Linked DNA regions of Homo sapiens: region 1 is linked to region 2. A link is a loop called in an ENCODE intact Hi-C map of the cell type or tissue named here. Cell type or tissue: PC-3. All regions are shown on one strand.

Region 1 (2,500 bases), 140 kb after region 2:
AACGCCCAATTTTTTGTATTTTTAATACAAACAGGGTTTCGCCATGTTGCCCAGGCAGGTCTAGAACTCCTGGACTCGAGCGATCTGCCTGCCCTGACTCCCAAATTGCTGTGATTATAGGCGTGAGCCACCGCACTCAGCCTTGACTTTGAAATATATGTTGTGGGACTGGCGCGGTGGCTCACGCCTGTAATCCCAGCACTGTGGGAGGCCAAGGCGGGCGGATCACGAGGTCAGGAGATCGAGACCATCCTGGCTAACACGGTGAAACCCTGTCTTTACTAAAAAATACAAAAAATTAGCCGGGCGTGGTGGCGGGCGCCTGTAGTCCCAGCTACTCGGGAGGCTGAGGCAGGAGAATGGCGTGAACCCGGAAGGCGGAGCTTGCAGTGAGCCGCGATCGCGCCATTGCACTCCAGCCTGGGCAACAGAGCGAGACTCTGTCTCAAAAAAAAAAAAAAAAAAAAAAGAAAGAAATATGTGTTGTACATCCAGTCAGCAGTGAACTCTGGGGGAACACTAAAGATGAGGACAATGAGAGAAGAGATACCTCCAATTAAAGGAGTTAAGAAGAGATGCTTGAACTTATGTTTTAAAAAGTCACTGCAGGCTGGGCACAGTGGCTTATGCCTGTAGTCACATCACTTTGGGAGGCCGAAGTGGGCGAACCGCTTGAGCCTAGAAGTTTGAGACCAGCCTGGGCAACATGGAAAAGCCCCATCTGTACAAAAAATATAATAAATTGGCAGGGCACAGTGGTGCCTGTGGATGCAGCTGCTGGGGAGGCTGAGGTGGGAGGTTGAGGCTGCAGTGAGCTGAGATCCACCACTCCACTCCAGCTTGGGCAACAGAGTAAGACCATGTTTGGAAAAAAAAAAAAAAAAAAGTCACTGGGGTTTTCTGGATAAAACGTCTGTTTCCATAAGAAAAAAAAAAAAAAAAAGAAAAGAAAAAAAGGGCGGAGACAGCATGTATTATTGTTTCAAAATCATAACCAGATGCTTAGAGTAAATAATTATATCTATTGTTTCAAAAACCAATCTAAGGATTATTAAAAGTTAGTTTTATTGGATTTTTTTTTAAGCTGCACTGATTCCCTCAGGTCTGTCACTTCCAAGTCCATGTTTTACTACTTTGTAACCCTATTTGGAAGGAAAACTGCAACTAAGACTATGATCTATCCTGAGATGAAAAGTTTCACACATATACAGCACACACACCCCCCACCACAGTATGATGACACAGTGCCACCCTTAGGCAAAAGGGTACCACTGACAGCAAATGCATTTTTTTCTTTATTTCATCTAATTTTTTTTTCTTTATTTCTTCTAAAAGCAGCAAATGCATTTAACATTTTATTGAGATTCTCAACAGCTGCCATTTGGTTTATATAGCAAATTGTTTCTAAAGTAACTTTTTTTCTATTTTTGATATTTTTATGAAAATTATGTTCTTCAGTTTTAAAGCCCTGTCCCTCTCCCAAAGAAAGATTAATAACTACCTACTAAGTAATGAGTATTCGGGAAAATAACAAAAGCAAAAACAGCTTTTAAACACTTGTGAAACAAGGGTAAGGGTCCAAAGTCAAGACCTTCTGGGCCCATTGGAGGTGCTAGGCTTGCCTGGTGACACTATCAGCACTTCCCCATCCACAACATCCTCAACAGCTGGGAGCCCTGTGCGGACCCCGGTGTCGGGGGGCGGGGAGGGGGGCTTCCTGTTCCACAGGCTCCACTCTCTTTTTCCTCTCCACCACTGCTGTTGGGCCTCCCCTCCAAATCTGCCTAACAAAGGCAGCAGGATCTTTAATACTGTTCAGCTTTGTAAATGAAGACAGGATACTCTAGAAAGTTGGGAGATTCCCTGGTCCAGTCTGGGAGAGGAAAAAATATGCAATGTAGCATGGATGGTTTCACTTTCTTGTCCACTCAGCCACATGCTCATACTTATTAAATTAATGTATCAGATGCTTCCAAAGTCCTGACATGTAGCACAAAAGTTGCTTGTAAAAAATAAGTTGCAGGCCGGGCGCAGTGTCTCATGCCTGTAATCCCAGCACTTTGGGAGGCCAAGGTGGGTGGATCACATGAGGTCGGGAGTTTGAGACCAGCCTGGCCAACCTGGAGAAACCCTGTATCTACTTAAAAAATACAAAATTAGCCAGGCATGGTGGCACATGCCTGTAATCCCAGCTACTCGGGAGGCTGAGGCAGGAGAATCACTTGAACCTGGGAGGCAGAGGTTGCAGTGAGCCGAGATAGCGCCATTGCACTCCAGCCTGGGCAAAAATAGCGAAACTCCGTATCAAAAAAAAAAAAAAAAAGTTAAGTTGCAAAATGATGAAAATTCAGGCTCCTGATGACAAAGCTAGTTCTGATAAGTAGTTACTTTGACATATACGGCAGCTTCGCCTGTAAGTCCTGTGTTCTGAGGGTTTCATTTAGGCCACAGGAAGTTGGAATCCAAGTTTCAAAGGCTCTCTGCTGACAAAATGTGCTAT
Region 2 (2,500 bases):
TGCCCGAGCTCTCTTCCCTGTTTGGGACTTGGGAACGGGAAGATTTGGGAGGTGAAGAGCTGGGACTCCCTTTGGTGGAGAAAGCTTGGGTTTCAGCACTGACTTGGAGAGACCAAAACAAAGGGTTTTTGGCCAGGATAGAGTGATTCTCAGGAGGAAAGGCAGGAAAGCATTTCCCCATATTCAGGTAAGGAGAGAGAGAAAATTAACAAACTGTTGCTGTGGAGGGAGACAAACACCTTGATAAACTCAAGAAGCTGGTTACGGGGATCCCGGCAAACCCGCCGGCGCAGAGCACAGTAGTGGAGAGGCCCGGGGAATCCCAGCAAAAAACACCCCACCGGCTGGGCGCCGCGGCTCACACCTGTAATCCCGGCACTTTGGGAGGCTGAGGTGGGCAGATCACAAGGTCAAGAGTTCTAGACCAGTCTGGCCAACATGGTGAAACTCAGTCTCTACTAAAAATACAAAAATTAGCCGGGTGTGGTGGTGGGTGCCTGTAATCCCAGCTACTTGGGAGACTGAGGCAGGAGAATCTCTTGAACTAGGGAGGCAGAGGTTGCAGTGAGCTGAGATCACACCATTGCACTGCAGCCTGGGTGACAGAGCAAGGCTCCGTCTCAAAAAAAAAAAAAAAGACAAAAAGAAAAACACCCCACCAACCAGCAAACAAAACAACAAAAACCAAGGAGGAACGACCAGGAACAGTGTCTGTAGCCTCAAATGCCTTTATACCAGTGACGGTGACACCACACCGTGGGGCCCTGCCCCCAATCAACTGAAAAATGAGGCAGCGACAGTTGTGGGAAGCCATCAGTGGGAGGAGACCAAAAGACTAGAGTGGTTTTTTTCTGCTTTGTTGAAATACAATTGACAAATAAAAGTATACATATTAAAAGCATACAACGTGATGACTTGGTATATGGACACGTGAGATGATTATGACAATCAAGCTGATTGACACACTCATCACCTCCCATAGTTACCGTTGTTACCCATTTTTTTAAAAAAAACGAGAACACTTTAGAGGTACTCTCAAAAGATTGTTTTGTAAAGTTGTTTTTAAAGGTTGGGATCACCCAGACTCTAATTCAAGTGACCTTATGGGAGCCCGGGAAGACAGGATTGTAAGCAGGTAAAGGAAACCTCCACAATTCTGTTTCTTGGTGAGGAGAAAGCCTGTCTTGAAGGAGGTGTGGAGGAGGCGGGGGCCGGCAGCCAGTTGACGAACAGCCAGAAGGTGGCAGTGTCTACCTGGGGAGGGGCAGTGGGCTGAGCCCCTGGCTGGGGCGAGTCCTTTATCACACCACAGCCAGGGCCAGCTGTGTGCAGCCCCAGATTACTCCTTGACAAGACTCAGTCCCGCCAGGCCCTCCCCGCAGGCCTGTTTTTTATGCTGGTCTGGCCATGAGGTAAGGCTGGATAGGGACAAAGTGCCCGAGCATGACAGCTGCCCAGGCTGGGCCCAGTTGCACAGCTTGGGTGGCCCTAGCCTTCGAGCTCTAAATCGAGTCTCCTCCTACTCCTAGCCCATGGCAGTCGGGCCCCGGACATTCTCCTCACTGCTTCCAGGATTCTAGAGGGCTTTCCAGTGCCCCTGGCCCCAGTCCTGCAGTGTTGACCTCCTGAGTCCCTGCCTCTCACTTCCCGGTGATGTCCCTCTGCTCTGTGCCCATCCTAGAAAAAAAAAAAAAAAAAGCCCTCTTTCTATGCTTTCTTTTTTCTTTCTTTTCTTTCTTTCTTTTTTTTTTTTAATGAGACAGTCTTTTTCTGTCACCCAGACTGGAGTGCAGTGACGTGATCTCAGCTCACTGTAACCTCTGCCTCCCAGGTTCAAGCGATTCTCCTGTCTCAGCCTCCCGAGTAGCTGGGACTACAGACACCCGCCACCACACCCGGCTAATTTTTGTATTTCTGGTAGAGATGGGGTTTCACCATGTTGATCAGGCTGGTCTTGAACTTTTGACCTCGTGATCCACCCACCTTGGCCTCCCAAAGTGCTGGGATTACAGGCGTGAGCCACAACGCCCGGCTTTTTCGTATTTTTAATGGAGATGCGGTTTCACCATGTTGGCCAGGCTGGTCTCAAACTCCTGACCTCAGGTGACCCACCCGCCTCAGCCTCCCAAAGTGAAAGTGCTGGGATTACAGGTGTGAGCCACCGTGCCCGGCCTTTCTATGCTTTCTTGTCACATGAGCTACAGCTTTTACTGAAGGCTTGGGCAATAGAGGGGTGTACTGGGGTGTACTTAGTAGGAAAACAAACCATTTCAAAAAGAATAGTACAGATCCTGTTCTTAAAAGTCCTTTGAGGTCTGGCATGGTGGCTCATGCCTGTAATCCCAACACTTTGGGAGGCCAAGACAGGCAGATCACAAGGACAAGAGTTCGAGACCAGCCTGGCCAACATGGTGAAACCCCGTCTTTACTAAAAATTAAAGAATTAGCCGGGGGTGGTGGCATGCGCCCGTAGTCCCAGCTACTCAGGAGGCTGAGGCAG

What was found. A loop is a pair of places that touch in the nucleus more often than their neighbours do. Peaks named below come from ENCODE experiments on the same cell type or tissue, not always from the same donor. Only the 100,000 strongest peaks of a DNase experiment are listed, where the experiment ranks them.
Region 1: a loop joins it to region 2, with 11 times the contacts of the local background. A loop is called at or near these places in 44 of 110 quality-filtered maps.

What each region holds. Positions count from the first base shown.
Region 1 is chr15:90,285,621-90,288,120 of GRCh38, forward strand. No RefSeq gene overlaps it. Among named protein-coding and RNA genes, the nearest start is that of NGRN, 21 kb to the left of the region's middle. RefSeq lists an enhancer at 1,544-2,108. In PC-3, a CTCF peak has its summit at 1,246; no DNase peak of the experiment used is centred here.
Region 2 is chr15:90,142,086-90,144,585 of GRCh38, forward strand. No RefSeq gene overlaps it. Among named protein-coding and RNA genes, the nearest start is that of IDH2, 41 kb to the left of the region's middle. RefSeq lists an enhancer at 1,456-1,990. In PC-3, CTCF peaks have their summits at 1,221 (motif pointing right) and 1,430; a DNase peak (open chromatin) is centred at 1,256; H3K27ac peaks cover 564 bases.